Linked DNA regions of Homo sapiens: region 2 is linked to region 1. Evidence: read pairs that join two places in POLR2A ChIA-PET (ENCODE). Cell type or tissue: Panc1. All regions are shown on one strand. Links, peaks and the distances in the headings refer to the core of each region. The heading gives the core; the rest is flanking DNA. Region 1 overlaps DENND5B (DENN domain containing 5B). Region 2 overlaps DENND5B (DENN domain containing 5B).

Region 1 (11,837 bases), core at 6,278-8,777:
TCTACCATAAATACAAAAATTAGCCAGGCGTGATGGTGCGCGACTATAATCCCAGCTACTCAAGAGGCTGAAGCATGAGAATCACTTGAACACCGGAGGCAGAGGTTGTAAGTAAGCCAAGATTGCACCACTGAACTGCCAGGGTGACAGAGTGAGACTGTCTCAAATAAATTAATTAATTTAATTAAATGTACTGCACTCCAATCTGGGAGACAGAGTGAGACTGTGGAAACAAGGGAAAGAAAGAAAAGAAAGCAAAGAAAGGGAGGAAGGGAAAGGGAAAGGAAAGGAAATGTAGAGCTCTGAAGCAAACATGTCAATGTTGACATATGTTAGTTCTAGGTGATTAATACATACATTGACTGTTTATTGTATTGTTCTTTCTGTTCTGTGATATTTACTTTTTTTCATAAAAATCTCTGATCAGCAACTGAGGAAAAAAAACTAATTCAGGAATTATTTCACCTGTCACTTGTATTTATTTTCTATTTTATTTGCACTGTACTCATACACATTAAACATTTTATTTAACAAAGTTCACTGCTTTGGGTACTTAATTTATGTATGAAATTAATGACCTTTTATTCAAAGCACTACTGTTGTTAGAGGAATGACTAATATTACAGAAGGTGATGACTCACTGCGGTGGAATTTTGCTAAAGGCAAGACAAAGCTTTATATCTTTAGGTGGGAATAAATTACAGCTTCATACAAACGCACTTACTAGTAAATCAAAGAGGAAATTAAAGGCAGTAAATCTGTGACCCGAATGCAAACTACTTTAATGGGATGCTTTTCAGAGATTTTCCAGGAGTACAAGCAAATCCTTTTAGATTTGCAGCAATAAAAAAAATGCTATGTGGTGCTTAACCATCAAAACACAGCCTTTGCGATTATTCTTCAGGGGGAAACTTTTGCTGCTTACATAAAATAACCTCAGGGGCAAGGAGTAAAGAAAATATCAAAGATCAAGGAAGCTGATAATTACTTTAAAGATTAATGTTTTGCAGATAGAGGCAAAAGCTATCATGGATATCTCACTATTAATTCATTCAAATGATTAAAAGAAAGAAAACACATGAAGGGTGGCATTTTGTTCCAAATGACTGTGGATTCATATAGTAAGAACGTACTTGTACCCAGGCCCCAGTGATCCTCCCACCTCAGCCTCCAGAGTAGCTGGGACCACAGGCATGGTGCCACCACACCCAGCTATTTCTTTTTTAATTTGTAGAGACAGGGCCTCCCTATGTTGCTTAGGCTAGAACCTCACTTTGAATACCATTCTGATTTCTCACAGAATAAGTTATATTTTGAAATATCTTACTAATTTAAGAAGATTAAGTATTGTGATCTATTCATATTCTTATCCAGTTTTCCACTGCTTGATTTAAACACTCTTTTCCTAAATGCCTTTCTATTAATTTGCTGCATAAGCAGCTCATAAGTTATTTTTTTGTCACTGCTGTTCAACTATTTTAGTCAGATGCTTGTCTGGACTCTTCCAAGTCTTATAAAGATAACTAACAGTTGTGTTCTACATAATATCTATAGTAGAGTCTTCACCAAAGATGACGCTAGGCATCTACAATATTAACTTCCAGCAAAATGGCATCTCTGATTATTTTAGTATTGTATAACAGTTTAGGAAAATAACCACATTGTACTCTGTAAGGAATCAAAGTCAAAGTGCCAAGTGCTTTAGGCATTTGTCCTTACAAATAGCACCATGCTATCCCCTCCCTAGAGCGAGCCCAGGCTGGAAAGAGTTTACTGTGATACAAAAATATCACAAAGGGTCCAGTGTGACCCATAACATTTCCAGTGTAGATCAAAACTCAGTTACACAGTTTTTCTTTTGGGAAGGCAGCAAGGCAGTTGAGAAAAAAAGTGAGCTAGAGAGTAAAAATGATCTGGATTTAATTTCTGAGTCTTACTGCCTAACTTTGGGCAAATTACTTAACCTTTGAAAATATAAGAATTCTCACTGGGTACATGTAAACATGTATGTGAAAATAACATACATAAAGTACTCTAGCAGGCATCTAGTGAATATTAATTTCCTTCTGTTAGATTATCAGGTTATAATGGAGTCTTTTAACAATATCTTTAAAATACTAAAAAAGAGGCCGGGTGCAGTGGCTAACGCCTGTAATCCCAGCACTTTGGGAGGCTGAGGCGGGTGGATCACTAGAGGTCAGGAGTACAAGACCAGCCTGGCCAACATAGCAAAACCCCATCTCTACTAAAAATGCAAAAATGAGCCAGGTGTGGTGGGATGTGCTCATAATACCAGCATTCTGGGAGGCTGAAGGAGGGCAGATCACTTGAGGTCAGGAGTTCAACACCAGCCTGGCCAATATGGTGAAACCCTGTCTCTACTAAAAATACAAAAGATTAGCTGGGCATAGTGGTGTGCGCCTGTAATCTCAGCTACTCGGGAGGCTGAGGCAGGAGGATTGCCTGAACCCAGGAGGTGGAGGTTGCAGTGAGCCAAGATTGTGCCACTGCACTCCAGCCTGGGTGACAGAGCGAGACTATCTCAAAAACAAAAACAAAAACCAAACAAAACAACTCAAAAATAGCAATGGCTATCACTGTGTCTCAGTTCACCTTTAATCATTTCTGTATCTTTTTTATTTTTTTCCCATTCTTACGTATATACCCAATTCATTTCTATATCTATCATGCCTGCTACCTCCTTACTTTGGGGCCCCCTGAATTATATAATCATAGAGTTTATGAACATCTCAAATATTATTCAGGCTTCTAAGAAGAGCCCTTCCTAAATAATCTGAAAACTATGACCTACTTTATTTCTAAGACCCTCTCAAGGTTGACTATCTCTCTATCTTCTATCTATCTATCTATCTATCTATCTATCTATCTATCTATCTATCCATCCATCCATCCATCCACCTACCTACCTACCTACCTCTACCTACCTACCTACCTACCTACCTACCTACCTATTTTGAGACAGGGTCTTGCTATGGTGCCCATTCTGGTCTCAAACTCCTGGGCTCAAGCAGTCACACTGCCTCAACCTCCTGAGTAGCTGGGCTTATAGATGCACAACATCATGCAGGGATAAAAGAGACATTTAATCAGCACTGGTAACTCATTATGAGGCAGGAGAACAGGGTCTGGAGGCAGGGAACCTAAGGCCGATTCATGCTGACTTTCTAGAACTAAATCAAAAGGAAAACCCCAACTTTCCATGCCCAAGTAGCAAAAGGACCAGTGGCTACTCCCTTTGTACCTTCCCCCTACCCTTTTTCTGCATGACAGACTAAAAACTGAAAGTACCTCTGATTGTTTCCTTCCCACAACCAATCAGGATGGTCGTGGGCCAAGTCTTCATTTGCATAGGAGTGTAACTTTGTAACTTCACTTCAGCCTCTGATTGGTTGTATGTTTGTGTAGGGTGTAACTTTGCTTCAGCTTCTGATTGATATCCTCCCACAACCAAACAGACTGATCGTGGGCCATTACTTCATTTACATAGAGTGTACACTAAGTAACCAATGGAAAACCTCTAGAGGGTATTTAAACCTCAGAAAATTCTATAATGGGCTCTTGAGCTGCTTGCTCGGGCCTGCTCCCACCCTGTGGATTGTACCTTCATTTTTAATAAATCTCTGCTTTTGTCGCTTCATTCTTTCCTTGCTTTGTTTGTATGTTTTGTCCAATTTTTTGTTCCAGACACCAAGAAGCTGGACTCCATCCACCGGTAACAATAATACAAATTCAGATTTCTACTGTACCTAAATAACGCAATTAAGTTGCTTTTCATCTTTACACTGTCTGTAAAAATGACAAATTATAGGCCTACCATACAATATTCCTTGAAACATGAGAACTGTAATCAGGCTCTTTCCATCAGGCTCCTCTCAGGCCAATAAAGTAATATCACTGTTTATCAAAGCTTCTACATATTAATACAAATGCACAACACAGTTTAATAGTAGGAAACTAAAATGGGCTTTTAGGATCTATTGTATAAACTTATTAACTATGGAAACCCTGGGCAAGTAACTTGCTTCTCTGAGCTTCTGCTTCCAGATCTTTAAAATGAGGAGAGTATCACATTTCTTTTTTTTTCTTTTTTTGAGACAGAGTCTCGCTCTGTTGCCCAGGCTGGAGTGCAGTGGCGTGATCACGGCTCACCACAACCTCCGCCTCCTGGGTTCAAGTGATTCTCCTGCCTCAGCCTCCCGAGTAGCTGGGATTACAGGCATGTGCCACCACACCTGGCCAATTTTTGTATTTTTAGTAGAGACGGGGTTTCACTATGTTGGTCAGGCTGGTCTTAAACTGACCTCAGGTGATCCACCTGCCTCGGCCTCCCAAAGTGCTGGGATTACAGGTGTGAGCCACCACACCCGGCCTCACATTTCTTATAAAATCACTTAAAGAATAAATGAAATGAAATAAGGTAGACATTCAAAATACAGTCACTACCTTCATATTAATAAAGTGAAAACAAGGCTAAAGAGTAAATGAGGGGAAAAAAAACACATACCATGTTCACCGCATCTTGATCAAAAGGGTTCCATTCTATATTCTGAGGATAGTGGGCGAGAACTTTGGATTTGAATGTTCTTCTCAAAGGACTCTGGTCAAAATTTTCGCCTACAACAAATAATACATAGTTAATATCTAGAACTTTTCCAAAAGCATGTCATAGTTTTCTATTTATTTTATAGTCCTACTACTGACTGATAATGTTGAGATCTGATTCAATTTCTGCCTCTAACCATCTGTATTGTAAAATCCCGATGGACAACTAAAAAACTGTTAACAACAGAGCAGCATTTAAAACTTCAGAATCTGAATTTTAAAATCCTGGCTACTCAACTGATACTAAAAATCAAAATATGGTAATATAATCATTGCTGTAACCTAATTATGGTCCACATTTCAGTGTGTGGTAATAATAAACTATATGAAAACATTTACTTCAGAAAAGAAAAGTCTTACATTAAGCTAATCATATGTCTTATGATCCTAAAATTTTATACACACTTAGACCCCCATGCTACAGTGCTCAAAGGAAGCAATTTTGCTTGAGTTTCCACAAAAATCTCTGAGAAATGTGATTGCATATCCAGGTTCTCCAGTAACAAAATTAACAGAATTAGAAACATCATTGCTGAGTCATCCTGTTTAGTAGACAGAACACATTAAACATACTAACCTTTTAAAATAAATGAGCTATCCTAAGTTAAATTCATTATCTGGCAAAATTCTGGAAACATAAAAGTAGGCTACATTTTAATTACTAAGAAAATTCAGGCCAGGCACAGTAGCTCATGCCTGTAATCCCAGAACTTTGGGAGGCTGAGGTAGGAGGATTGCTTGAGCCCAGGAATTTGAAACCAGCCTGGGCAACATGGTGAGACCCCGTTTCTTTTCTTCCTATTTTTTTTTTAATAAATTTTTTAAAAAGTAAAACATTGAAAATTCAATAATAGCTATCAGATTAGTTTTTTTAACCTCCTCAACCAGAGTAATTCCCTTAAGACCTATTATCCCTAAATGTTTTAGTTTCATGAAATATTTTAAGGTAGACGGATCTTAAATTCCCAATGTCAAAAATTTGGGATCAAGGAACTAGAAGATCTTGCAACAATTTTATTGTGTTGTGTGTTTTCCTACTTTTAGAGTTCTAATTAAGTGCAAAATACTAGCTGTTACAGCAAAAGATAAATGTCACTTTACCAGTATTTATACTATTAAAAATATCACAAAGCAATTTGATTTATGAATTGTATTTGACTTCTAGTTAGACTCAGTTTCTATTTTGGGTAAAAATATGAAAAAAAAAAACCACCTTGGAATGCAAAACAGATCGCAGAAGGACGAAAAAGTCACACTCAAAAATCTTGCTGGAGACAACAATATAAAATACATAGGAATTTTTTTGAACAAGGACACATAATTTAAATACATTTGCTTAGGCAACTAAACTACTATTTCTAACTGAAGTCCTTGGCTAATGATCATTATTTTCTTTAGATTCCTCTGACTTATTTAGGCAAACATTTCATCTCTGTATTTTTCTACTCCATACTTCCATCTTCTAAGAGTTGAGAGCATTCATTTCTAGAAGAGAAATTGTCAGACATCCTTAAGGAGAGTTTATCAATTTTTGCACCAAGCTTCTAGAGTATGTAAGCATCAAAAAGTCAGCAGAGGAATGTGAAACTGTCCATGAGAGTCAATGTGGCTGAAGAACAGATTCAGGGCTCAGAACTGATTTCAGGAAGAGTCCATGATGTTTTTAAGCTGATGCTAGATTTTCCTGTGAACACTAAGAAATTGTAAATTATTCACTTCTTCATTTAAAAAAAAGTTACTTGGCCAGAATGTGGTGGCTCATGCCTGTAATCCCAGCACTTTGGGAGGCTGAGGTGGGCAGATCACTTGAGACCAGCAACATAGTGAAACCTCATCTCGAAAGAAAGGAAAGTAAGGGGGAGCGGCATGGGGAGGGTGGAGGGGGAGGGGCATGGGGAGGGGCAGCGGAGGGGGCAGGGAGGGGCAAGGGGAGGGGGCAGGGGGGGCAAGGGGAGGGGGAGGGGCAGTGGAGGGGGCAGGGAGGGGCAAGGGGAGGGGTAGGGGCAGGGGCAGGGGCAAGGGCAGGGGGAGGGGGCGGGGAGGAGAGGGGAGGGGAGGGAAGGGAAAGAAAGAGAGGAAAGAAAGGAAAAGAAAAGAAAGATAGATTGATTTTTTAGGTTACTTTTCATTTCACTTTAGAGAAAAAACAAAATTCCTCCCAGTTATAGTCTAAGCTGCTGATAGTGTACTGACACAGCAACAGCGTAACTTCATGATAGCCATCAAGAAACCCTCTCCTTCACCTACCCTCTAACACCAGAAATACTTGCTTTTATTATCCACAAATGTAAATAAAATATGAAACACTGCAGAAGCAGAAGAAACAAGACATAACCTATCATAAAACTCCTTGCAACACTTACCTTTTAATTCAGTCCTGCCTGTGTATAGTTAAAATAACATTATCTTCATTCATGTATCAAGTTATTAATGGGACAGGAGATATATCAGAAAGGTCATGAAAGTGCCATTCTCAATATAATTGTTCTGTTAACTAAGGAACATTGCACCTTCTTGACACACAAAGAATCAACAAGAAGGAAACCACCTCCAGAAAGAAATAATTTTACAAAAACAAAAAAAGCCACAAAACAGTAACAAATCTAACAAAAGAAAAGCAAAACCACCACCACCACTGCTTATTAGACTGCTTAAAAAAGGGGTAACAGGAAAGATCATTGCTATATATACACAGCTGTCTTGGCAAATATGATTTGGAAGGATATTAGGGGAAGAACTAACTATGTAGAAATTCTGATATCACTGTTAAGAATTCAGAAATGGGCCGGGCACTGTGGCTCATGCCTGTAATCCTAGCACTTTGGGAGGCTGAGGCAGGTGGATCACTTGAGGTCAGGAGTTCGAGACCAGCCTGGCGAACGTGCTGAAATCCTGTCTCTACTAAAAATACAAAACTTAGCCAAGCATGGTGGCATGCACGTGTAATCCCAGCTACTCAGGAGACTGAGGCAGGAGAATCAGTTGAACCCGGGAGGTGGGGGTTGCAGTGAGCCAAGATCACACCACCGCACTCTAGCCTGGGTGACAGAGTAAGGCTCCGTCTCAAAAAAAAAAAAAAAAAAGAGAATTTAGAAATGACTGGATGCAGCTATTCCTACTAGCACTGGCCAAAAGAAGAGAATCTTGGTGATGACTTTTGGGGATGAGAGATGGGGGAACAACCTATACTTCTCATTTTAAACACAAGTTTTACCTCTAACTTAGAATTTACTGCTGGGAAAAAAAAACAGGAAAATAACCAAGTCTAAGAATTTGGATTCCCAGGAAATGAAAAATTACATAAGCATCCTGTACTTAAAATTTACCTTTTAAATATTATCTTGAAACAAACAAGGACTATAAATTTGTACGACTGCTACAACTACATATCAACTTAACTCCAAGTAACACTGCCAAATAACCTCCTACTAAATTGAAGCTGCAATTAATCCTTTCCTCCTAAGAAAGTAGGAAATATCTGCCAAGAGAGCTTAAAGACTACTGAATACATGTTTTCAAGGCTTGAAGCAAATGAAGTCTTTATGAAAATTAAGATGCAGATGAGAGAAGAGAAACATAAAATAACATCTACAAGTCTGACCAAGCAAAACTGAATAAAGAAACATTTATAATGGGCTTGCAGTCAATTAAAATAATGATTTATAATAGCCCATCCTTGTTCTTAATTTTATTTTTACCTGAAGTCGTATTTGCAGCACCTTGGCTCTTGCCATGACGATCTGCTTCTAGCCATTGGTACAAAACTACATAATGTAACAGAAACAAAAAAGCTTTATGAACAAATAAAAACAAACAAAAAGCAAAAATGACTTTGAAGAATGGAAAATGAGAATAATTAACCAAAAGCAATCACACAGGAGACATTAACATTAGAATGTAGCTTAACACCAATGGAATGTAGCTGATAAGGGATTAGTAATGAAAGCAAAGAGAATAGGTAATTTTAACAAAATAAGTGAAATGCTATTAAATATCTCTAACAGGTTTTGTATGGGAAATAGCACACATATTCTCTTCTTAATGCTTACTTAAAGAGGAATATTAGGAGAAAGCTAATGCTTCTATAGTCAGATATCATACAAGTTGAGTATCCCTTATCCAAAATGCTTAGGACCAAGAAGGGTTTTGGATTTCTGACTGTTTCAGATTTTGAAATATTTGCATTATATTTACAGGTTGAGCATCCTTAATTAGAAAATTGGAATACTGGCACTCAAAAAGTTCAAATTTTGGAGCATTTTAGATCTCGGATTTTTGGATTAGGAATGCTCAACCTAAAAAGTATGACAGTAAGACTAAATGACCAACTTTAAAAATTAAAGAGCATCCCTAATTAGAAAATTAGAATACTGGCCTCAAAAAGTTTCAAATTTTGGAGTATTCTGGATCTCAGATTTTTGGATTAGGAATGCTCAACCTAAAAAGTATGACAGTAAGACTAAATGACCAACTTTAAAAAATTACATCCTGGCTGGGCATGTTGGCTCACAACTGTAATCTCAGCACTTCGGGAGGCCGAGGCAGGTGAATTGCTTGAGGTCAGGAGTTCGAGACCAGCCTGATCAACATGGTGAAACCTCATCTCTACTAAAAATACAAAAATTAGCTGGGCATGGTGGTGGGTGCCCATAATCCCAGTTACTCAGGAAGGCCAGGCAGGAGAATTACTGGAACCCAAGAGGTGGAGGTTGTAGTGATCTGAGATCATGCCACTGCACTTCAGCCTGGATGACAAAGTGAGACTGTCACAAAAAAAAAAAAAAAAAAAAAAAAAATTACATCCCAACCACTGCATATTGATTAGAATGGCTTAAGTCCCAAAAGCTGACTATACCAAATATTGACAAGGATAGGAAGTGACAGTAATTCTCATTCACTGCTGATGAGAATGCAAAATTGTACGGCCACTTTGGAAGAGAGTTTGGCAATTCCTTACAAGGTTAAACAGTCTTATCACAGAACCCCATAACTCCAGTCTAATCATAAGAAAAACATCAAATTCCAGGAGGAGTAACCTATAGTATATCTGATAAGTACTCATCAAAACTATCAAGGACAACAAAAACAATGAAAGTCTGAGATTCTGTCATAGCCAAAAGGAGCCTAAGTAGACATGACAACTTATGGGGATGGGATACCTCAACAGAAAAAAGACTGATATGGTTTGGCTATGTCCTCACCCAAATCTCACCTTGAATTGTAGTTCCCATAATCCCCACACACCGTGGGAGGGACCCAGTGAGAAGTAATTGAATTATGGGGTTGGTTACCTCCATGCTGTCCTTGGGATAGTGAGTTCTCACAAAATCTGATGGTTTTATAAGGGGCTTTCCCCCACTTCACTCTGCACTTCTCCTTGCTGCTGCCATATGAAGAAGGATGTGTTTACTTCCCCTTCCGCCACAATTGTAAGTTTCCTGAGGCCTCCCCAGCCCTATGGAACTGTGAGTCAATTCAACCTCTTTCCTTTATAAATTGCCCGGTCTCAAGTCTATCTTTATTAGCAGCATGAAAACAGACGAATACAAGAATATTAAGTAAAAACTAAAGAAATCTAAATAGAGGCCGGGCGCAGTGGCTCATGCCCGTAATCCCAATACTTTGGGAGGCCAAGGAAGGCGGATCACCTGAGGTCAGGAGTTTGAGACCAGCCTGGCCAACATGGCAAAACCCTGTCTCCACTAAAAATACAAAATTAACCAGGCATGGTGGTGCATGCCTGTAGTCCCAGCTACTTGGGAGGCTGAGGCAGAAGAATTGCCTGAACCCGGGAGGTGGAGGCTGCAGTGAGCTGAGAACGCGCCACTGCACTCCAGCCTGGGCAACAAGAGCAAAACTCCATCTCAAAAAAAAAAAAAAGAAAGAAAAAAGAAATCTAAATAGAGTGTAGACTTTAGTTAGCAATAATGTATCAATATTTATTCATTAATTATAACTAATGTACCATACTACGAGAGGTTAATGATAGGGGAAATTGTGTGTGTGGGGTGAGGCAAGTATATGGGAACTCCATTCTCAATTTTTCTGCAAATATAAAAACAACTTTATTTTAGAAATTACATTCCAGTATTTAAGGTAAAAACACCAGCAACATTATATTCAATCTTGCCGGGCGCAGTGGCTCACGCCTGTAATCCTAGCACTTTGGGAGGCGGAGGTGGGCGGATCACGAGGTCAGGAGTTCGAGACCAGCCTGGCCAATATGGTGAAACCCCATCTCTACTAAAAATACAAAAATTAGCCGGGTGTGGTGGCACACACCTGTAGTCCCAGCTACTTGGGAGGCTGAGGCAGAAGAATCCCTCAAACCCGGGAGGTGGAGGTTGCAGTGAGCCAAGATCACGCCACTGCACTCCAGCCTGGGTGACAGAGCAAAGCTGTCTCAAAAACAAAAACAAAAACAAAAAAAACATTATATTCAATCTTATAAGTAATCTACCTTTTATAAATCATGTTTATCAATGCAAACATAAGCTGAAATTTGCTTTATACTGATATCCCATTTCGTCAATAATATTCCTAAGCATAATTATAAAGTGTCAACTCTTGGAGGAAAGTTTACTACTGTAACGACACAGGCTATAACTTAGCAGCTTTGAAGAGTGTAAAAACTTCTGAATGTCTTTTATTGGTTACTCAGATGTCTAAAACTCAGATATCTTTAAAGAGATGTCAGAGTCTTTCTTTTAAATAGTCAATAATGATAATGTAGGGTACCAATGGCCAAGAGAGCTTGCTATCCACACCCCCAACGTTTGATGATCCAAGGACAGCAACAAATATTAAGCTTCTACGCTGGGGGGCTACTTACCCACAGATACTGTGAGAACTGAATATCCCAAACAAGGTTTACAGAAACCTTTCATACTCTCTCCTCAACAAAAACAACAAAGGGCTGAGAAAGCTGCCTACAGAACTGAACTAGAGTAATAAAGGAATCGGTTTATTACAAATATCTAAGAGAACCCTGAAATCATCAAAGTGGTTACTTAGATCTCTGAGGAACAGCCAGGGCTGTGAACTGACATCCATGGTCATGGATAGATAGCTGAAAGACCTCTGAGCAAACATCCAAGTCCTTGGTTAAGGGTGCCACAGAGGGCACAGAAGTCAGCACCCTCCTCCAGAAACACACTTCTGGGAGGGAAACAATTGTTACATATGGGACTAGCATGAAAGAATTCAAGAAGGAG
Region 2 (11,837 bases), core at 4,341-6,840, 120 kb before region 1:
TAAAAAGGCAGGTTAGTGTTAGAGTTCTATAGGCACCCCAGAATTGTACCTAAGAGTGTGTGTGTGCGTGCATATGTGTGTTTTCCTGGGGATGGTGTAGCTTTCCTTAGATTGTCAAAGGAATTTATAGCTGCCCAAAGGTTAAAAACTTGTGTGACAAGTGAGTGTGATAAAGGAGGAACAGTGGTGCAGATCCTGTGGGAGGGGAGAATGACTTAACAAACCCAGAGGTGGGGGTGGGAGGGAAAGAATTCAGGTGAGACTGCACTCAGAGGTAGGATTCCTTTTTCTTTTTTGTAGGTAACATTTTTTGTTTTCTTACTGTGTGCCAGGCATTGTTCTAAACTAAATATACAAGGCCAGGCGCAGTGGCTCACTCCTGTAATCCCAGCACTTTGGGAAGCCGAGGTGGGTGGGTCACTTGAGGTCAGGAGTTCGAGACCAGTCTGGTCAACATAGTGAAACCCCGGCTCTACTAAAAATAGAAAAATTAACCAGGTGGCTCGTGCCTGTAGTCCCAGCTGCTCGGGAGGCTGAGAGAGGAGAATCTCTTGAACCCCGGAGGAGGATGTTGCAGTGAGCTGAGATTGCACCACTGCACTCCAGCCTAGGCAACTGAGAAGACTCTGTCTCAAAAAAAAAAAAAAAAAAAAAAAAAAGACAAATACGTAAACTAAAATCTATGAGAATTAGGTAATTCTCTCTCTTTTTTTTTTTTTTGCCAGAGTTTTGCTCTTGTCGCCCAGGCTGGAGTGCAGTGGTGTGATCTTGGCTTACCGCAACCTCCGCCTCCCGGGTTCAAGTGATTCTCCTGCCTCAGCCTCCCAAGTAGCTGGAATTACAGGTGCGCACCACTAGGCCCGGCTGATTTTTGTATTTTTTTAGTAGAGACGGGGTTACACCATGTTGGCCAGGCTGGTCTTGAACTCCTGAACTCAGGTGATCCACCTGCCTTGGCCTCCCAAATTTCTGGGATGACAGAAGTGAGCCACCGCGCCCGGCCTAATTTTTTTTTTTTTTTTTTTAAGAGACGGAGACTTGCTCTGTTGCCAGGCTGGAGTGCAGTGGCGCCATCTTGGCTTACTGCAAGCTCCACCTCCCAGGTTCAAGTGATTCTCCTGCCTCAGCCTCCCAAGTAGCTGGAATTACAGGTGCGCACCACTAGGTCTGGCTGATTTTTGTATTTTTTTAGTAGAGACGGGGTTACACCATGTTGGCCAGACTGGTCTTGAACTCCTGACCTCAGGTGATCCACCTGCCTTGGCCTCCCAAATTTCTGGGATGACAGGAGTGAGCCACCGTGCCCAGCCTAATTTTTTTTTTTTTAGAGATGGAGTCTCACTCTGTTGCCAGGCTGGAGTGCAGTGGCGCGATCTCGGCTCACTGCAAGCTCCACCTCCTGGGTTTAAGTGATTCTCCTGCCTCAGCCTCCCAAGTAGCTGGGACTACTGGCTGGCGCCACCACGCCCAGCTAATTTGTATTTTTAGTAAAGATGGGGTTTCACCATGTTGGCCAGGATGGTCTCCATCTCTTGACGTCGTGATCTGCCCGCCTCGGCCTCCCAAAGTGCTTGGATTACAGGTGTGAGCCACTGAGCCTGGCCTAAATTTTAAACTATTTGTAGAGACAGGGTCTCGCTATGTTGCTCAGAATGTTCTCAAACTCCTGAGCTCAAGCAATCCTCCTGCCTTGGCCTCCTGAAGTGCTGGGATTAAAGGCATGACCCACTGTGTCCAGCCTTTTGTGGGCTTTTTGACATCCTTTTATGTTTTTCTTTGGTGAAGTGCCTATTCAAATCATTTGCACGCTTTTTTTTTTTTTTGAGATGGAGTCTTGCTCTGTCCCCCAGGCTGGAGTGCAGTGATGCGATCTCGGCTCACTGCAAGCTCCGCCTCCTGGGTTCACGCCATTCTCCTGCCTCAGCCTCCCGAGTAGCTGGGACTACAGGCGCCGGTCACCACGCCCGGCTAATTTTTTTTTTTGTATTTTTAGTAGAGACAGGGTTTCACCGTGTTAGCCAGGATGGTCTTGATCTGCTGACCTCGTGATCTGCCCATCTCGGCCTCCCAAAGTGCTGGGATTACAGGCATGAGTGAGCCACTGCGCCCGGCCATTTGCCCTTTTTTTGTTGTTGGGCTGTTTATCTTATTATTGCATTTTGAGGGTTCATTATATACTCTGGATACAAGCCCTTTGCCAGATATGTGTGTTGCTAATATTCTCTACCAGTCTGTGGCTTATCTTTGCATTCTCCTAAATTTCTTTCAGAGAGCATACATTCTGGTAGAAGAGTACTTAGTCCTGGGCCTGGCAGATTTATTTCTTTCAGGACCCAAGGCCTCTGCTGCAAACATGTTCCACCAGATCTTTGGTCAGAATAAGAAGCATATGAGCTTGATCATTGTTATGGTCACAACTTTTGTATCCCCTCAAAATTCGTACATTGAAACCTAATCTCCAATGTGATAGTATTAAGAGTTGGGGTCATTTGAGAGGTGATGAATGGGCTTCACGCCCTTATAAGAGGGCCAAAGGAGATTGTTTACCCCTTCCACCATGTGAGTGCACAGCTGTAAGGCACCGTCTGTGAGGAATAGGCTCTCACCAGATACTAGCACCTTGGCTCTTGGACTTCCCAGCCTCCACAATTATGTCTGTTTTTTGTTTTGTTTTGTTTTGTTTTTGAGACAGAGTTTGCTCTTGTTGCCCAGGCTAGAGTGCAGTGGCACAATCTCAGCTCACAGCAACCTCTTCCTCCCAGGTTCAAGCAATTCTCCAGTCTCAGCCTCCCGAGTAGCTGGGATTACAGCCACCCGTCACCAAGCCCAACTAATTTTTGTATTTTTAGTAGAGATGGGGTTTCATCATATTGGTCAGGCTGGTCTCAAACTCCTGACTTCATGTGATCCGCCCACCTCAGCCTCCCAAAGTGCTGGGATTACAGGCATGAGCCACCACACCCGACCTGTTGTTTATTCTTTATAAGTCATCCCGCATATGGTATTTTTTTCTTTTCTTTTTTTGAGACAGGGTCTTGCTCTGTTACCCAGGCTGGAGTACAGTGGCATGATCATGGCTCATTGCAGCTTCAACCTCCTGAGTTCAAACAATGCTCCCACCTCAGCTTTCCAAGTATCTGGGACAACAGGTGCATGACACCATGCCTGGCCAATTTTTTGATATTTGTAGAAATGGGGTCTCCCTATGTTGCCCAGGCTGGTATTTTCTTATAGAAGCCTGAATGAACAAAGACACTGTCCATCTTTTTCTTTTTTCTTTTTTTTTTTTGAGACAGAGTCTTGCTCTGTCACCCAGGCTGGAGTGCAGTGGTGCAGTCTTGGCTCACTGCAACCTCCGCCTCCTGGGTTCAAGCGATTCTCCTGCCTCAGCGACCCAAGTAGCTGGGATTGCAGGCAAGCGCCACCACACACGGCTAATTTCTGTATTTTTAGTAGAGACTGGATTTCGCCATGTTGGCCAGGCTGGTCTTGAACTCCTGACCTCAGGTGATCCACCTGCCTTGGCCTCTCAAAGTGCTGGGATTACAGGTGTGAGCCACTGCGCCTGGCCCATCTTTTTTTTTTTCTTTTCTTTTTGTAGAGAGAGAGAGACAGACAGAGTTTTGCCGTGTTGCTCAGGCTGATCTCAAACTCCTGGCCTCAAGTGATCCTCCCACCTTGGCCTCCCAAAGGATATAATCCCATGCCTGGAATTACAGGCATGAAACACCATGCCTGGCCATTCTTAATTTTATGACATCCTCACACTTGTAATCTCAGCACTTTTGGAGGCCAAGGCAGGTGGATCAACTGAGGTCAGGAGTTCGAGACCAGCCTTGCCAACATGGTGAAACTCCGTCTCTACTAAAAATAACAAAAATTAGCTGGGTGTGGTGGCTAGTGCCTGTAATCCCAGCTACTCGGGTGGCTGAGGCACAAGAATCACTTAAACTGGGAGGCAGAGGCTGCAGTGAGCTGAGATCACACCACTGCACTCTAGCCTGGGAGACAGAGCCAGGCTTTGTCTCAAAAAAAAAAAAAAAGAAAAAAGTTTTGTGAAGTCCACTTTATCAAGTTTTTATTTTATGTACTGCATTTTCTTGTTGTATCTAAGAAATCTTTGGTGAAAAAGATTTTCCCTGTGTTTTATTTTATTTGTTTCAGTGTCTCGCTCTGTCACCCAGGCTGGAGTGCAGTAGTATGATCTCAGCTTAATGCAACCTCCGACTCCTGGGTTCAAGTGATTCTCCTGCCTCAGCCTCCTGAGTAGTTTGGGATTACAGGCCCTTGCCACCACGCCCAGCTAATTTTTTCACCTAATTTTTGTATTTTTTGGTAGAGATGGGGTTTTATCACGTTGACTAGGCTGCTCTCAAAAGTACTGACCTCAAGTGATAAGCCTGCCTTGGGCTCCCAAAGTGCTGGGATTACAGGCATGAGCCACTGTGCCCGGCCTGACCAATCTTGATAAATGATTTTTGTGTACTTGGAAAGAATGCATATTCTGCTGTTGTTTTGTTGGAATTTTTTTTTTTTTTTTTTTTAGATGGAGTCTCGCTCTGTTACCCAGGCTGGAGTGCAGTGACACGATCTCAGCTCACTGCAACCTCTGCCTCCTGGGTTCAAGCAGTTCTCCTGCCTCAGTCTCCTGAGTAGCTAGACTACAAGCGCACACCACCATGCCTGGCTAATTTTTGTATTTTTACTGGAGATGGGGTTTCACCATGCTGGCCAGGCTGGTCTTGAGCTCCTGACCTCGTGATCCACCTGCCTCGGCCTCCCAAAGTGCTGGGATTACAGGCGTGAGCCACTGTGCCCGGCCCTGATTTTCTATTCTATCAATTATTGACAACAGGATCTGACTATAATTGAAGATTTGTCTATTTCTCATTGATTCCATCAGGCTTTTTTCCTTCTTCATGTTTTGAAGCTTTTTTTTTTTTTGAGACGGAGTCTTGCTCTGTCACCCAGGCTGGAGTGCAGTGGCGCCATCTCGGCTCACTGCAAGCTCCGCCTCCCGCGTTCACGCCATTCTTCTGCCTCAGCCTCCCCAGCAGCTGGGACTACAGGCGCACGCCGCCACGTCCGGCTAATGTTTTTGTATTTTTAGTATAGACGGAGTTTCACCGTGTTAGCCAGGATGGTCTGGATCTCCTGACCTTGTGATCCGCCCGGCTCGGCCTTCCAAAGTAGGGGGATTACAGGCGTGAGCCACTGCGCCCAGCCTTTTTGTTATTTTTGAATAGGATATAAGTGAGAAATTCAAGAAAGTTTTGAGGCATTTAAGAACACAGGTTGGCCAGGCGCAGTGGCTCACGCCTGTAATCCTAGCACTTTGGGAGGCCGAGACAGGTGGATCACTTGAGGTCAGGAGTTTGAAACCAGCCTGGCCAACATGGTGAAACCCTGTCTCTGCTAAAAATACAAAGAAAATTAGCTGGGTGTGGTGGTGTATGCCTGTAATCCCAGCTACTTGGGATGCTGAGGCAGGAGAATTGCTTGAACCTGGGAGGCAGAGGTTGCAGTGAGCTGAGATCATGCCACTGCACTCTAGCCTGGGCGACAGGGCGACTCCGTCTCAAAAAAAAAAAAAAAAAAAAGAACACAGGCTATGGGTTAAGCAAATGATAGACCTCAAGCTTATATTATTCTAGAGAACAGGGAGCATCTGGCCCACGCACCAGCCCTCATTTGAGTGACTTATTTTTAGGCTTTGCAACCCACATTAATTGCTCTTTTTTTTTCCTTTTTTCAACATGTTCTAAAATCGTATATATTTGAATCAAAGTACAGTACATGTCAGGATAAAGAATCAAAAGAATTATCAAAAATATTAGGTTGAATCCTATGGAGTTGTTAACATTTGCCTTTGACCTTTAAAAGAGGTAATTTCTAGGCCGGGCGCGGTGGCTCATGCCTGTAATCCCAGCACTTTGGGAGGCCGAGGTGGGCGGATCACCTGAGGTCGGGAGTTTGAGACCAGCCTGACCAACATGGAGAAACCCCGTCTCTACTAAAAATACAAAATTAGCCGGGCGTGGTGGCGCATGCCATAATCCCAGCTACTAGGGGGGCTGAGACAGGAGAATCGCTTGAACCTGGGAGGCAGAGGTTGCGATGAGCCGAGATCATGCCATTGCACTCCAGCCTGGGCAACAAGAGCGAAACTCCATCTTTAAATAAATAAATAAATAAATAAATAAATAAAAGAGGTAATTTCTTACAAAATAAGGATGTTTGTTCATTATAGTTTTTTTGGAATAGAGAAACATTGGGAGCTATTTAGATGTCTTTCTTTTCTATTTATTTATTTATTTAGTAGAGAGACAGGGTCTTAGTATGTTCCCCAGGCTGGTCTTGAACTCCTGGGCTCCAGTGATCCTCCTGCCTCATCTTCCCAAAGTGCTGGGATTACGGGTTGAGTCACCGTGCCTGTAACGTTTTTCATCGTAACATTGTTCAGAATAGTGAAAAAAATGAGAGTAATCTAAATGTCAAACAAATCATGCCACATCCATATCACAAAATTAAAATCAATGTTTTAGATTTAATAACTCAATCCCTTTGTGTTCTCATGAACACATGATTTAATATTGGTTTCATGACATTAAGTTCCATTTATACATGCTGGAAACTCCCAAATTTATATCTAAAGTCCAGCTATAGCTCCCCAAATCCAGACCAAGACATTGAATTTCCTCTGTGGTGTCCCAGCAAGTTCTGGAGTATGGCACCTCCTCATGGATGTGTCCTTGGCACCTGGGGGCAGATTCCAAACAAGTCCACTTATTTTAAATGTCTCAGTAAACTCATTTTTATTTTTTTGAGACTGGGTCTCACTCTATTGCCCAGACAGGAGTGCAGTGGCACGATCTCGGCTCACTGCAACCTTCACCTCTGGGGCTCAAGCAATCCTCTCACCTCAGCCCTGCAGGTAGCTGGGAACACAGGCACGTGCCACCACGCCAGGCTAATATTTTGTATTTTTAGTAGAGACGGGGTTTTGCTATGTTGCCCAGGCTAGTCTCGAACTCCTAGGCTCAAGCAATCCGACTGCCTCAGCCTCCCACAGTGTTGAGATTACAGGTGTGAGCCGCTGTGCCCAGCCTCAGTAAACTTCTTTGCCACCCAGAGAGAAGGTTGTACCCTCTGTCAGGGTCTGGTTCAACCTCAGGCAGAGGGGGCTCATTTAGATTTGCCTTGACTCAGGCCTATCGGTTTTTTTTGTTTTTTGTTTTTGTTTTTGTTTTGGGGGGGACGGAGTCTCACTCTGTTGCCCAGGCTGGAGTGTAGTGGTGTGATCTCTGCTCACAGCAACCTCTGCCTCCTGGGTTCAAGCGATTCCCCTGCCTCAGCCTCCAGAGTAGCTGGGACTACAGGCATGCGCCACTATGCCTGGCTAAGTTTTTTAATTTTTAGTAGAGATGGGGTTTCACCATGTTAGCCATGATGATCTCGATCTCCTGACCTCGTGATCCGCCCGCCTCAGCCTCCCAAAGTGCTGGGATTACAGATGTGAGCCACGGCGCCCAGCCAACTCAGCCCTATAGTTAATGGCTGTTCCCTATAAATGTTTTTCTTATATTAAGAGTTTTGTTTTCATCACCTGGCATCAGATCCTCCATTATTCCAATTTCTTGTTATTGTTTGTGATAGGTAATCTTAGTTCAACTTAACTGGGCCAGGGTGCCCAGAAACTTGGTCAAACATTATTCTGGATACTACTATGAAGGTGTTTTTGGATGAGATTAATGGTTTTGTTTTTTGTTTTTTTTTGTGATGGAGCCTTGCTCTGTCACCCAGGCTGGAGTGCTGTGGCATGATCTCGGCTCACTGCAACCTTTGCCTCCTGGGTTCAAGCGATTCTCCTGCCTCAGCCTCCTGAGTAGCTGGGATTACAGGCGTGTGCCATCATGCCCATCTAATTTTTGTATTTTTAGTAGAGGCGACGTTTCACCATGTTGGTGAGGCTGGTCTCGAACTCCTGACCCTGTGATCCACCCACCTCGGCCTCCCAAAGTGCTGGGATTACAGTGCCTGGCGAGATTAACATTTTAATTGGTGGACTTCGAGTAAAGCAAATTACTATCCGTAATATGGGTGGGCCTCATCCAGTTTAAGGAGTTAATATAAAAAAGACTGACTTCCTCCTGAGCAAGAAGAAATTCTGCCAGCAGACTGCCTTTTGGCTTGAACTGTCTCTTCCCTGAGTCTCCAACCTGATGGCCCACAATAAAGATTTAGACTCCCCAGGCCTCCACAATTGTGTGAGCCAATTCCTTAAAATGTTTCTCTATCTATAACATATCCTATTAGTTCTGTTTCTCTGGAGAACCCTAATACATTATACTTTTTTTTTTTTTTTTGAGACAGTCCCTCTCTGTTGCCCAGGCTGGAGTGCAGTGGTGCGATCTCGGCTCACTGCAACCTCCGCCTCCCGGCTTCAAGCAATTCTCCTCCCTCAGCCTCCAGAGTAGCTGGGGTTACAGGCACGCGCCACCACGCCTGGCTACTTTTTGTATTTTTAGTAGAGATAGGGTTTCACCATGTTGTTCAGGCTGGTCTCAAACTCCTGACCTCATGATCTACCCACCTTGGCCTCCCAAAGTGCTGGGATTACAGGCGTGACCCACCACGCCCAGCCTACATTATTCTTTACATTCAACTACCCCAGTTCAAATTGCTGTGTGGTTTCTGTCTCCTGATTGGACCGTGATGAATACACTATTATTCTCTCCTGAACTCCCAATCCATATGTGCAGATGCTTACCCAGCATCTCTATCTGGATGTCTAAAAGGTGTCTCAAAAGCATCGCAAATTTGTTATCCCCAAAAGTAGCTCTTGATGCTCCTCCCACAAACTTTTCTTTTCTTTTTTTCCTTTTTTTTTTTTGAGATGAAGTCTCGCTCTTGTCCCCCAGTCTGAAGTGCAATGGTGCGATCTTGGCTTACTGCAACCTCCACCTCCCGGGTTCAAGTGATTCTCCAGCCTCAGCCTCTCGAGTAGCTGGGATTACAAGTGTGTACCACCACGCCCAGCTAGTTTTTTGTATTTTTAGTAGAGACGGGGTTTCACCATGTTGGCCAGGCTGGTCCTGAACTCCTGACTTCAGGTGATCCGCCTGCCTTGGCCTCCCAGAGTGCTGGGATTACAGGCATGAGCCACCGTGCCCAGCCAAACTTGTTTTCTTTTACAGCTTTTCCAATCTCAGTTAAAGGCAACTCCATTTTTCAGTAAGGCCTTCCCTAGCAACCCATTAATTGTAGTCAGCAGCCCCAACTATACTTTCAATCCCTCTTCTCTGCTGTTATTTTATTTTTTATTTTTATTTTTTTGAGCAGATTCTCACTCTATTGTCCAGGCTGGAGTGCAGTTGCATGATCTCGGCTCACTGTAGCCTCTGCCTCCCATGTTCAAGCAATTCTTCTGCCTCAGTCTCCCCAGTAGCTGGAATTACAGGCGCCCACCACTAAACCTGGCTAATATTTGTATTTTTAGTAGAGATGAGGTTTCACCATGTTGGTCAGGCTGGTCTTGAACTCCTGGCCTCAAGAGATCTGCCTGCCTCAGCCTCCCAAACTGTTGGGATTACAGGCATGAGCCACCACACCCGGCCATTTGCTATTATTATTTATTTTTTTTTGAGACAGTCTTGCTCTGTCACCCAGGCTGGAGTGCAGTGGCACAATCTTGGCTCACTGCAACCTCCGCCTCCCAGGTTCAAGCAATTCTTCTGCCTCAACCTCCCGAGTAGCTGGGATTACAGGTGCATGCCACCACGCCTGGCTAATTTTTGTATTTTTAGTAAAGACGTTTTCACCATGTTGGCCAGGCTGGTCTCGAACTCCTGACCTTGTGATCCACCCTCCATGGCCTCCCAAAGTGCTGGGATTACAGGCGTGAGCCACTGCATCCCGCCACTATTATTGCTATCTAATTACTATATTTATTACGTATGTTTATTATGTAACTCCTCCACTGGAATATAAACTATGAGAGCAATAATTTAACGTGTATTTTAGGGCCGGGCACAGTGGCTCACGCCTGTAATCCCAGCACTTTGGGAGGCCGAGTTGGGCAGATCACGAGGTCAGGAGATCGAGACCATCCTGGCTAATATGGTGAAACCCCATCTCTACTAAAAATACAAAAAATTAGCCAGGCATGGTGGCACGCACCTGTAGTCCCAGCTACTCGTGAGGCTGAGACAGGAGAATCACTTGAACCTGGGAGGTGGAAGTTGCAGTGAGCCAAGATTGCACCACTGCACTCCAGCCTGGTGACAGAGTGAGACTCCGTCTCAAAAAAAAAAAAAAAAAAAAAAAAAAAAAGAATTTCATGGTTTTTGTTTTGTTTTTTTGAGATGAAGTCTCACTCCTGTCCCCCACGCTGTAGTGCAGTGGCATGATCTCAGCTACTGCAACCTCCGCCTCCCGGGTTCAAGCGATTCTCCTGCCTCAGCCTCCCGAGTAGCTGGGATTACAGGCACCTGTCACCACACCCAGCTAATTTTTGTATTTTTAGGAGAGACAGGGTTTTGCCATGTTGGCCAGGCTGGTCTTGAACTCCTGACCTCAAGTGATGCACTCGCCTTGGCCTCCCAAAATGCTGGGATTACAGGCCTTCTCCTTTTTAATGATATATTTTGATGACCAGAAATTCTTAATTTTTATATAGTCAATTTTTTTATAGCAAAACACCTGTGAACATAGTCAAATTTATCACTTATCCTTTATAATTTAAATGTCTTAAGAAAACTTCCCTTTCCCAAGTTAATAAGTACATTTTGTATTTTCTCCTAAAAATTATGTTTCATCTTTCACATTTAGGTTGCTAAGCCACCAAGAATTGATTTTTCTGTATGGTGTGAGGTAGGGTTCAAATTTTCACCCCTTACTCAGAAGGCTCTTTTTTTCTACATAATGGTTTTGGTTTGATCTCTCTGCTTTCTGAAGTCTCTTATCCTATGAAACACTATCAAGATTCTACAACAATGAAGCAAAACAAAGTATCAATCCCACAGTTTTATTTGTAAAGAACAAAGCATGAAAAGTCATATTTAAATGTACTCCCAAACCTGAAAAACCCACGTCAGTTTGTCTGATATGTATGTTAAAGTGCTTAATATCACAATACTCTTTCAAATTTTATATTATGTTCAGATGAGAAAAAAAATCCAGTTCTGATGCATTTTGCTAACAATACAAAGAAAAACAATATAATTTAAATTCAGAAAAGCTAATTAAAAAAAAGATACACAGGTTACATTTATACATGGTTCAAGTGTAACACAGAGCATTCTAAATGTTTCACACCCTCATTTGATTGACAACAGGAACTCCTTACTATACTTCTCTACTGTTGACAAGATTTGGTGTTTAGAATCAAGATTGGATTCACACACAAGTACATTCAGGTAAATTAGAACAAATATGATTCCCTCCTACATAACCCAAGGATACCCTGGATCCCTTCGAATGAGGAAAAATTTTATTTGAGGTTTTTTTTTTTTCCTCTAGCTTGATGTGATATATCTCTGAAGTCAATCTTTATCTTGTCCTTGAGAGGGTGAACAGCTCCAATCAGATTTTGGAGAGGAGGTTCTCCTTAGATTCTTTTGATCACACTACATCAGCAACCTCTTCAAAAAGCTTAGAATTCAGTTGATTCAAGGGATTTATAAATTTATTTTAATAGGAATAAAGGACCTAGTAGTTTATTATCCTTTTCTGTCTCCTATTTATGCTAAACAGTAAAGTAATAAATACTTATATAAGAAACAGACTTCAAAAGACATGGATGACTTGGAAATAGGATTCACTTTATAAAAGTAGAG

Evidence for each region. Peaks named below come from ENCODE experiments on the same cell type or tissue, not always from the same donor. Only the 100,000 strongest peaks of a DNase experiment are listed, where the experiment ranks them.
Region 2: POLR2A ChIA-PET joins it to region 1 with 8 read pairs; 2 of 35 experiments call an interaction of 5 or more read pairs at or near these places.

What each region holds. Positions count from the first base shown.
Region 1 is chr12:31,491,285-31,503,121 of GRCh38, forward strand. DENND5B (DENN domain containing 5B) reads right to left here. Exons shown (of 21, transcript NM_144973.4): 2 at 4,526-4,635. Among named protein-coding and RNA genes, the nearest start is that of DENND5B-AS1, 93 kb to the right of the region's middle. In Panc1, for the core only: no CTCF peak of the experiment used is centred there; no DNase peak of the experiment used is centred there; H3K4me3 peaks cover 220 bases; H3K27ac peaks cover 1,474 bases.
Region 2 is chr12:31,371,216-31,383,052 of GRCh38, forward strand. It overlaps DENND5B (DENN domain containing 5B), which reads right to left. Exons shown (of 21, transcript NM_144973.4): 21 at 11,011-11,837. Among named protein-coding and RNA genes, the nearest start is that of LINC02387, 7.8 kb to the left of the region's middle. RefSeq lists an enhancer at 1-343. In Panc1, for the core only: no CTCF peak of the experiment used is centred there; no DNase peak of the experiment used is centred there.